Regions from separate parts of the Homo sapiens genome. Here region 2 is linked to region 1. Evidence: chromatin contacts called from ENCODE Hi-C or POLR2A ChIA-PET data. All regions are on one chromosome and are shown on one strand. Each heading gives the region's core, a stretch centred on a gene start or an enhancer-like site at or near the end of the contact. The rest is flanking DNA. Distances are from core to core; before and after follow the strand shown. Region 1 overlaps TRIOBP (TRIO and F-actin binding protein). Region 2 overlaps MICALL1 (MICAL like 1).

Region 1 (5,058 bases), core at 1,050-3,549:
GATCACTCCTATACATTTAATTCTACTCTCTTTGAAATAGCTTATTTACCTTTTAGGGAAGTTTTCATAATTTTACTGAATAATTAAAATTTTTCCTCTTATCTGGCACCTTTTCCAAGTAGAAAACCATTCATCCTCTGAATATGGAAAATTTTAAAACTGTGCAGTGTGTGTGTAAGGGACAGACTGGAGCTTATGAGCGGGTGGCTGTAGGAGTGTGCTTTTATTTTCTCCTATTTCCTCATCGATATGTATTTATTGAGCATCTACTCTGTCCAAGCATTGTCCCGAGTCTGGAAAATTTTTCTTAAAGGGTTGTCACATCAAAGCATTGGGAGTTTTGGCTTGATCTTAATTTTTTTTTCCTTAGATGCCTTTGGCATCTCTTAGAGTCACGTAGCATCCTGTGGTCATTTGAATTCAAAACCTAGCCTTCACTGGATTTGCTAGACTTGATGGCTTTGCTCCTTTAATTCTCTCTGGAGGTCGAAGAACCCATCTAAGCTTCCGAAGGAAACGTTTCCTTTGTCATGCTTGGTGCGGCCACATCAACCCTCGGGAACAGGTGGCCCCGAGGAGACGCTGTTGCTTCAGCATCGGACAAGCCAGGTCTCTGTTGGGGTTTCAGAATCTTCTTGAGTCCCTCACTCTTTTCTCTCAGTTCTACATGGGGGAAAAAAGGAAGGCGAGTTCTCAGGAGGAATGCTCATCAAGCAAGCTGGAGTTCGTATGGAAAATGCATCCATCCGGAAGAGAACACACAAGTGCCTTGCTTCCCTGCACCGGGTGTTTCCACTATTGTCCTCCTGGTCCTCCCCATTAGGGAGGAACAGCCCACTGGGTCACGTCTGGGCTCTTGCTTCATCGAAGCTCCTATACCCCAGTTCGGGGGAAAATTCACTCTAAGGCCTTCAGCTCTCACAGAGTAAGGAAACGCACTCACCTCCAATTAGATTACAAATTGGCTGGGTGCAGTGGCTCATGCTTGTAATGCCAAGACTTTGGGAGGTCAAGGCAGGTGGATTACCTGAGGTCAGGAGTTCAAAATGAGACCAGCCTGGCCAACATGGTGAAACCCCGTCTCTACTAAAAATATAAAAATTAGCTGGGCATGGTGGTGGACACCTGTAATCCCAGCTGCTCAGCAGGCTGAGGCAGGAAAATCACTTAAAACCAGAAGGCGGAGGTTGCAGTGAGCTGAGATTGCACCACTGCACTCCAGCCTGGGTGACAGAGCGAGACTCCATCTCAAAAAAAAAAAAAAAAAAAAAGTTACAAACAGCCTGCCCAGGGAGCCCTCAAGCTCAGAAACACTTCCTCCAGGGAACTTTGGTTCCTCTCCGAACCAGCTGCCAATAACTGCTAACAACTAACATTATTGTGCTTTATGGCTCTGATTCTAATGACATTGGCAAAAGACATGAAACAACAAAAAACTCCAACCCCATACTTTTTTTTTGAGACAGGATCTTGCTCTTTCACCCAGGCTGGAATGCAGTGGCATGATCATGGCTCACTGCAGCCTCAACCTCCCAGGCTGAAGCGATCCTCCCACCTCAGCTTCCCAAGTAGCTGGGACTACAGCCACGTACCACCATGCTCGGCTCATTAAAAAAATTTTTTTTTCCTAGAACAAGGTCTCATTCTGTTGCCAGGGCTGTCTCAAACTCCTCGACTCAAGTGATCCTCTGACCTCAGCCTCCCCAAGTGCTGGAATTACAGGTGTAAAGACACTGTACCTGGCCTCCCAACCCCATATATATATATATATATTTTTTGAGACAGGGTCTCACTATGTCACCCAGGCTGGAGTGCAGTGGCGCGATCTCAGCTCACTGCAACCTCCACCTCCTGGGGTCAAGCGATCCTCCTGCCTCAGCCTCCTGAGTAGCTGGGATTACAGGCACGTGCCACCACGCCTGGCTAAGTTTTGTATTTTTAGTAGAGATTGGGTTTCACTATGTTGACCAGGCTGGTCTCGAACTCCTGACCTCAAGTGATCCACCCACCTCAGCCTCCCAAAGTGCTGTGATTAGAGGCATGAGCCACCACACCTGGGCTAATTTTTGTATTTTTAGAGACTAGGTTTCACTATGTTGTCTAGGCTGGTCTTGAACTCCTGAGCTCAAGCCATCCGCCTGCCTCAGCCTCCCAAAGTTCTGGGATTACAGGCGTGACCCATTGCGCCCTGCCCAATCCCATACTTTTGAAGGTGTCGTTCCAGCATGGCTCCTCAGGCACAGGCCCACCACAGACAGCAGGGCCTATGGAGGCCTGAGCAGAGTTTCCTCATACTTCCCTTTTTGCTGCCTCACTCTGGGTCCACCACAGGGTGGCCTTTTTCAGGCTTCTCTTCCTGGTTCAGTTCATCGACCAAAGACATGGCTCCATTTGCTAACTGAGACCCAACCAAAATAAACATTCATGGAGTGGTTGGGCCTTTTGTTGTGACCCCTTAGGTAGAGGAAGGGAGAGATATGCCCAGGTTCTGTTTGGTGTTTCTACCTGTCAATAGAGATACCACGTTAATCATTAACAGCCATGCCTCCCAGTTAGTAAGCAAGACAACTAACTGGAACTAGACTTTTTACACAAGTTAGAGATGATCTTCATCGGATGCGTCAACAATGCCTGAAGCCCAGTGTCTTAGAAACAACACTTGCCCAGGGTCAGGCGTGGTGGCTCATGCCTGTAATCCCAGCTACTTGGGAGATTAAGGCAGAGAATCACTTGAACCCGGGAGATGGAAGTTGCAGTGAGCCGAGATCGCGCCACTGCACTCCAGCCTGGGTGACAGAGCGAGACTCCATCTCAAAAAAAAAAAAAAAAAAAAGACACTTGCTTGGACAGTTTATGTTGGCCTCTCTGAAGTTGTCAGGGAGAATGTTTCTTTCTTCTGATCTTGCTCAGAGCTCTTTTGCCAACAGCTAGGATGGCCTGGAGTTTTCAAGGCTAAGCGCTGGGATTCTGTTGGTTAACAGTGATGGGAGGGAAAAAGGAAAAGAAATCCAAAATTTACAATATGGACAGGAAAAGGCAGAAAGAATGGAACACGGGGGCACACAGCAGTCTGGCTCTGTCGTCCCACCTCGTGGGCTGCGATCATGATACAAGTGCTTGGCCCCTGGAACATAAGAAGCACTCAATAAATGCTTTGTCATAATGATTATGTGTGCCCAGTGCCTGGTACACAGTAGGTGCTCAATAAATCTTAATTCCCGCAAAGACCAGTCTAACCTTTGTCTGGGGGTGGCTCTTGGGCTGCTGGTGGGGTGGTGGTTAGTCATAGGAAGTACTGGATGAGACAGGAGAGGGCCATGGCCAGGGCCAGATCCCCCTCCCCACCCAACCGCCTCTACTCCCCACTTTTCTCGTCATGTTCGCAAGAGCCTCATGAGGCAGAATAGAGCAGTGTTAACCATCCCCATTTTTCAGAAGGGGAAACTAAGGCCCTGAGAGTCATCCTCACTTAGGGCCCTTCAACGAGCTTGCAGTGGGTCCCTGGCTGTCCCACATCTCCTCCTGTTGGAGGTGGGAGCAGAGGGGCTGGGGTGCTGGGAGTGGGACAGTCCCTCAGAGGAGTGGCTGCATTTGCTCATAGGAAGTCCGAGGCAGCGGGGGCCTTCCAGGCCCAGGACGAGGGACGGTCACAGCAGCCCAGCCAAGGCCAGAGCCAACTTCTCCGAAGACAGTCCAGCCCTGCCCCCAGCAGGCAGGTGAGCACTGCCAGCTGTCTGGGGCCCCGCACCCCAAGGGGCGGCCACTGCCTCTTCCCTCCCGCTAGAAGCCAGGCAGGGGGCTTGGACAGGAAGGTCCTCTATGAAAGGGTCGGAGTCCAATCATGGGGATCCAGCTCTCCCCTCTCCCCAACGGCCAGCAGCTCTTGGCAAAATGCACAAGACCCCACATTAATCCTTTGAAGATAGCCCCTCTCCCACGCTATCCCCTTCCTTTACTAAGCACTGCTGTCTTTTTTTTTTTTTTTTTTTTTTGAGATGGAGTCTTGCACTGTCTCCCAGGCTGGAGTGCAGTGGGACAATATTGGCTCACTGCAACCTCTGCCTCCCAGGTTCAAGTGATTCTTCTACCTCAGCCTCCCAAATAGCTGGGATTACAGGCGTGTGCCACCACACCCAACTAATTTTCGTACTTTTAGTAGAGACAGGGTTTCACCATGTTGGCCAGGCTGGTCACTCCTGACGTCAAGTGATCCGCCCACCTTGGCCTCCCAAGGTGCTGGGATTACAGGCGTGAACCACGGCACCTGGCCAATACTGCTGTCTTGAGCAGATTTCAGGGAAAGCCTTGAAGCAAGAATCTGGCTCTAAGGGCCCTCTCTTTCAGGGTAATTTGTATCTTTAACCAAACCCAGAGGGCTAGGCCCGCCTCAGTGGAATGGGGTATTGGTGGTGGAGGTTCTGGCACCTGATAGCCCAAGTTGGAATCAGTATCTTTGAGAGGGGTGAGAAGCCAAGAACGGGGGCAGGTCTTTGCAGATCTTTTTCTGGAACTGAGGAAAGCGGGTGAAAGGGAGGAGCTGACCCCGGAGGGGTGGGGCAGAGACCCTGTGTACTTTTTGGCCTGCTTTGATTCAGGCTGCTGTGTGGACACAGCCTTGACTCTCTGGGGGCCTAAGAAAGGCAGAGCTGGCAGCCAGGTCCCCAGAGAGAGAGCCTCACCTACCCCCTCACCTCATCCCCAGGTGACCATGCTCCCTGCCAAACAGGCAGAACTGACCCGGCGGAGCCAAGCAGAGCCCCCTCATCCTTGGAGTCCTGAGAAGAGACCTGAGGGAGATCGGCAGCTCCAGGGGTCCCCGCTGCCCCCCAGGACATCAGCCAGGACCCCTGAGAGGGAGCTGCGGACACAGAGACCTCTGGAGAGTGGCCAAGCAGGCCCAAGACAGCCTCTGGGGGTGTGGCAGAGTCAGGAGGAACCGCCAGGGTCCCAGGGCCCTCATAGACACCTAGAAAGGAGCTGGAGCAGCCAGGAGGGAGGCCTGGGCCCTGGGGGCTGGTGGGGATGTGGAGAGCCCAGCCTGGGGGCAGCCAAAGCCCC
Region 2 (5,058 bases), core at 758-3,257, 200 kb after region 1:
GATGCTCAAGAGAGCACTCTTGGCGGCCCAACTGGAAGGTCTAGCTTGCAGCCTGGAGGGATTTGGAGCAGATCAGCCCTTCACCACCAAAAGCAGTGGGTGGTGCATTTAATTTGTTACTAACAAGTTCAAGTATCAAGCACTCATGATAACACTGCTACTTAAGCTGATTAGAGTGTTCTCAAGTTTATCTCTGTAATAAGGTCACTCTCACTGACATTGTGATACCCTTTCTGGAGTGGCAGAGAGGAGGCGTTTCCGTGAAGGGCAGGGAGTCATGCCACCTTCTGGAGTGTCTGTTGGTGCTGGGACCAGTGGCATGCAGGGTTGTGGCTGTCCCCACACTGGCCCCTTCCCCACTGGGACCCTGCCTTCTTACCATGCTGGGGTGGGGGACAGGGCCCGGGCCCTGGAGCCACCAGTGGCCAATGCTGGCCAGAGAAGAGGGCAAGGCTCCTGGCAGCAACCAGGCAGGCCGTCAGGTGACCAGGCACTGTTGGGCAGGTCCAGGCTGACCAGTACATCCCTGAGGAGGACATCCATGGAGAGATGGATACCATTGAGCGCCGGCTGGATGCCCTGGAGCACCGTGGGGTGCTGCTGGAGGAGAAGCTGCGTGGCGGCCTGAATGGTGCGGGAGCGGCTGGGAGGGCCTGCTGGGTGGGGCTGGGGGCAGGAGCCTCTATTCCCCGGGGAACTGAGCCAGGCATGGCAGCCAGCCCTGGCCTCAGTGGGTATCTGGCTTCCAGAGGGCCGTGAGGATGACATGCTGGTGGACTGGTTCAAGCTCATCCACGAGAAGCACCTACTGGTGCGGCGAGAGTCCGAGCTCATCTATGTGTGAGTCCCCCCGCCTGGGGCATCCCTCCCTGGAATCCGTAGAGCTTAGAATGGAGAACCCTTACCCTCTTCCCTCATCAGTAACAGCGCAGGGCAGGGCAGCCGGGGCTCGGGCAGAATTGTTAAGAGTCACCTTATTCCCACCCCTAGCTTCAAGCAGCAGAACCTGGAGCAGCGCCAGGCTGATGTCGAGTATGAGCTCCGGTGCCTCCTCAATAAGCCAGGTGAGTGCAGCCACTGGCACTCCCCTGGCACCTGCCCTGGGGCCTGGTGACACGGAGGAGTGGGGGAGCGGGCAGACAAAACCCCAGTAGGATGCACAGGCAGACTGGGGACAGGGCCAGAGGAGGAGGTGCGGGGCAGGGCTGTCTGGGTCACCCCCAAGGATGGGAGAGACTGTAACAGGCAGTAAGCTGGCTGGGGCTGTGGTAGGAGAAGGAACCGCACAGACAGTGTAGGGTGTGGACGTCCGAGGGACCAGGGATGACAGGCTCTCAGTGAATGAAGATCAGGCCCAGGACCAGCCCAGCCTGTTTTGTGCGTGGGTCAGACTGTTCCTTCTTCTGCCACTAACTTGCTGTGTGACCTTGGGCAGGATTCTTAGCCTCACTGAGCCTCAGTGGCTTCAGGTGTAAGATGGGAATGAAGGTCCCCACGTCCTCGGGTGTTCTTGGGACCAGGAGACAGTGGACGTGGACTCTGTACCCTCTGAAGGGCTGATGGCTGATGGTTACCATGTGGCCGAGTTGGGGTTTGGTGAGGAGGGCTCCTCACACGCCCTGTGACCGTGGAATGCAGTGAACCGCAGCTGCAGGCAGAGACCCCAGGACTATGGAGATTCCAGAGTTGGGAGCCAAAGCTTTTGACCACTTTCTTATGGCTCAGGCATGGTGCCAGCCCTGGGCAAGGGCCATCTTGACAGATGGGAAGTGGAGGGCCAGAGAGGTCAAGGGACTTGGCTGTTGGTGACGGGGCTGGGCTTCCATCCATGTCTCTGATCTGGGGCTGTCCCTGCACACACAGCCCCTCCAGACTGTGGGGATGGTGGCAGGGGAACTGTCTACTGACTGGGGAATTTGGGAGGCTGGAGTGTCCCAGGGGAAGCCACAGAATGTCCCAGGCTTCCACTGCCTTGTGTGAGTCACTCCCAACTCTGCAGGAGGCTGGGGCGTGGCCACCACTCAGAGCCACAGCGGCGCCCTGTGGCCAGAGCGGGCACGGCTCCTCTGCCTCCCTGGCTAGCCCGGCCCCAGGGCTTACTGTGGCTTTTCCAGCCCCCGTGTGGTGGCTGTGCGTCCCGGGCTTGTCAGCCTGTCCCGGATGTTGCTTTTGGAAGGTGAAGCTGGTGTATGAGGCTCCGAGTACAGTACACCATGAGGGCCATTGCTTGGGGGCATCAGGCTGCCAGGTTCAAATACCAGCTCCACCTTCACTGTGTGACACTGGTCAAAGATTTCATGTCCCTGAGTCTCAGTTTCCCCACGTGTAGACTGGGGACATAACTTACCCAGGCCCCAGATATGGAAAATGGCAAAGTGGGATTCAAACTTGGGTGGTGATTTGGAGGCCCTGCTCTGTCCCCAGAACCAGGTTGGGCCACCTGCTCCTCAATTTTGGCAAGGTGAGGCCATAGGGGAAAGGGGCAGTGGCTGAGGGGGCTTCAGGATATTTATTTATTTATTTTGGGGGGGGGTATTTATTTATTTATTATTATTATTTTTTTTTTGAGACAGAGTCTCACTCTGTCGCCCAGGCTGGAGTGCAGTGGCGCGATCTCGGCTCACTGCAAGCTCTGCCTCCCGGGTTCACGCCATTTTCCTGCCTGAGCCTCCCAAGTAACTGGGACTACAGGCGCCTGCCACCACGCCCGGCTAATTTTTTGTGTTTTTAGTAGAGACCAGGTTTCACCATGTTAGCCAGGATGGTCTCGATCTCCTGACCTTGTGATCCACCCACCTTAGCCTCCCAAAGTGCTGGGATTACAGGCATGAGCCACTGCGCCTGGCTCTATTTATTTATTTATTTTATTTTATTTATTTATTTATTTTTATTTTATTTTTTGAGATGGAGTCTCACTCTGTTGCCCAGGCTGGAGGGCAGTGGCACAATCTCGGCTCACTGCAAGCTCCGCCTCCCCAGGTTGACACCATTCTCCTGCCTCAGCCTCCCTAGTAGCTGGGACTACAGGCACCTGCCACCCCGCCCGGCTAATTGTTTGTATTTTTAGTAGAGACGGGGTTTCACCATGTTAGCCAGGATGGTCTCGATCTCCTGACCTCGTGATCCACCCGCCTCCGCCTCCCAAAGTGCTAGGATTACAGGCGTGAGCCACCGCGCCAAGCCCTGGCCCTATTTGTTATTATTATTATTTTATTTTATTTTATTTTTTTGAGTCAGAGTCTCGCTCTGTCGCCTAGGCTGGAGTGCAGTGGCACGATCTTGGCTTACTGCACGCTCCGCCTCCTGGGTTTACGCCATTCTCCTGCCTCAGCCTCCCGTGTAGCTGGGACTACAGGCGCCCGCCACCACACCCGGCTAATTTTTGTATTTTTAGTAGAGACAAGGTTTCATCGTGTTAGCCAGGATGGTCTTGATCTCCTGACCTCGTGATCCGCCCACCTCGGCCTCCCAAAGTGCTGGGATTACAGGCGTGAGCCACCGCACCCGGCCTATTATTTTTTTGAGATGGAGTGTCACTGTGACATCCAGGCTGAAGTGCAATGGCGTGAACTCAGCTCACTGCAACCTCCGCCTCCCAGGTTCAAGCGATTTTCCTGCCTCAGCCTCCCCAGTAGCTGGGATTACAGGCGCCCACCACCACGCTTGGCTAAGGATATTTACTTTTTTTTTTTTTTTTTTGAGACAGAGTCTCACTCTGTTGCCCAGGCTGGAGTGCAGTGGCGTGATCTGAGCTCACTGCAACCTCCACCTCCCAGGTTCAAGCAATTCTCCTGCCTCAGCCTCCCTAGTAGCTGGGATTTCAGGTGTGTGCCACCACACCCCGCTAATTTTTGTATTTTTAGTAGAGACGAGGTTTCACCATTTGGCCAGGCTGGTCTCGAACTCCTGACCTCTGGTGATCCACCTGCCTCGGCCTCCCAAAGTGCTGGGATTACAGGAGTGAGCCACCGGGCCCGGCCTAGGATATTTATTTGAAGCCAGGGAAGCCTGTGGCGGTAGATGTTGTGGAGGGAAGGCCAAGTGTGGGCACTCATCCCTGGAGCCTGCAGGCTGGGGGAGGGGGAAATACTAGGGCCCCAGTGGGCCCCTGGGGGTGGTCCTGTGGGTTGGCTGGGGCCTTGAGAGGAAAGGAGGCAGGAGGGGCAGCAGGTGTGCCCAGCTTCAGGGGAGCCTCCTGCTGGGCTCCCTGCCCCCAGCATCCCCTCTAGTCTACCTTCCTCCACAGCCTTGGATAAATGTCCCAGTATGTCACTTGGGTTGTGTTGCTTCTCCTGCTGGAGGAGCCCTGGGGTTCCCTGTTGTCTCCTCGCCCCTGCCCCACTCTGTCCCTCCTGAATCTTGCCTCCCGCCAGAAGCCACCTAGTGAACATTTGTTGAATGGATGAATGAACATGAGCATGAGACCCTTGGTGCTGCCCTGTTCTTGCAGTAGGTGCTGTGCTGGCCCTGCTGGGGCCCCTTGCAGGGCTCTTTGGTAGGCAGCCTGGTGTCCTTGGTCTCTTCTGTCACAACTTTCTTTTCCCTAAGAACTTGTAGGCCCTGGCCGGGCGCGGTGGCTCACGCCTGTAATCCCAGCACTTTGGGAGGCTGAGACGGGTGGATCACGAGGTCAGGAGATCGAGACCATCCTGGCCAACATGGTGAAACCCTGTCTCTACTAAAAATATAAAAAATTAGCTGAGCGTGGTGGCAGGTGCCTGTAGTCCCAGCTACTCGGGAGGCTGAGGCAGGAGAATGGCGTGAACCCGGGAGGCGGAGCCTGCAGTGAGCCAAGATCACGCCACTGCACTCCAGCCTGGGCGACAGAGTGAGACTCCGTCTCAAAAAAAAAAACAAAAAAAAAAGAACTTGTAAGCCCCACCTATCGGGGCCCTTCCTTTCTGCGCTTAGTTTCTTGCATGGTATTTAGCATGGGGCTGGCCTGCCGCACTTAGGCAGTGGCTCCTGGTGGCCTGGGGAGGAAGAGGGCTTTCCTACCACTCATGCCCCCTAACTTTTCTCCCTGGGCAGAAAAGGACTGGACGGAGGAGGACCGGG

The links. A loop is a pair of places that touch in the nucleus more often than their neighbours do. ChIA-PET counts read pairs that join two places held with the same protein, here RNA polymerase II (POLR2A). Pooled maps may share reads with other maps.
Region 2: a loop to region 1 is called in a pooled map, with 2.2 times the contacts of the local background. The contact joins two enhancer-like sites. A Hi-C loop is called at or near these places in 1 of 37 single-sample maps with no recorded cell type and 4 of 50 pooled maps. POLR2A ChIA-PET finds 5 or more read pairs at or near these places in 1 of 52 experiments (activated naive CD4-positive, alpha-beta T cell).

What each region holds. Positions count from the first base shown.
Region 1 is chr22:37,729,697-37,734,754 of GRCh38, forward strand. TRIOBP (TRIO and F-actin binding protein) reads left to right here. Exons shown (of 24, transcript NM_001039141.3): 8 at 3,602-3,716; 9 at 4,703-5,058. Among named protein-coding and RNA genes, the nearest start is that of TRIOBP, 35 kb to the left of the region's middle. Within about 2 kb of position 2,300, at least 5 of the 41 ENCODE cell types and tissues checked have a DNase peak (open chromatin) inside an H3K27ac peak, as active enhancers do.
Region 2 is chr22:37,932,049-37,937,106 of GRCh38, forward strand. It overlaps MICALL1 (MICAL like 1), which reads left to right. Exons shown (of 16, transcript NM_033386.4): 11 at 505-631; 12 at 750-840; 13 at 991-1,064; 14 at 5,032-5,058. Among named protein-coding and RNA genes, the nearest start is that of C22orf23, 19 kb to the right of the region's middle. RefSeq lists enhancers at 984-1,786, 1,787-2,588. Within about 2 kb of position 2,008, at least 23 of the 41 ENCODE cell types and tissues checked have a DNase peak (open chromatin) inside an H3K27ac peak, as active enhancers do.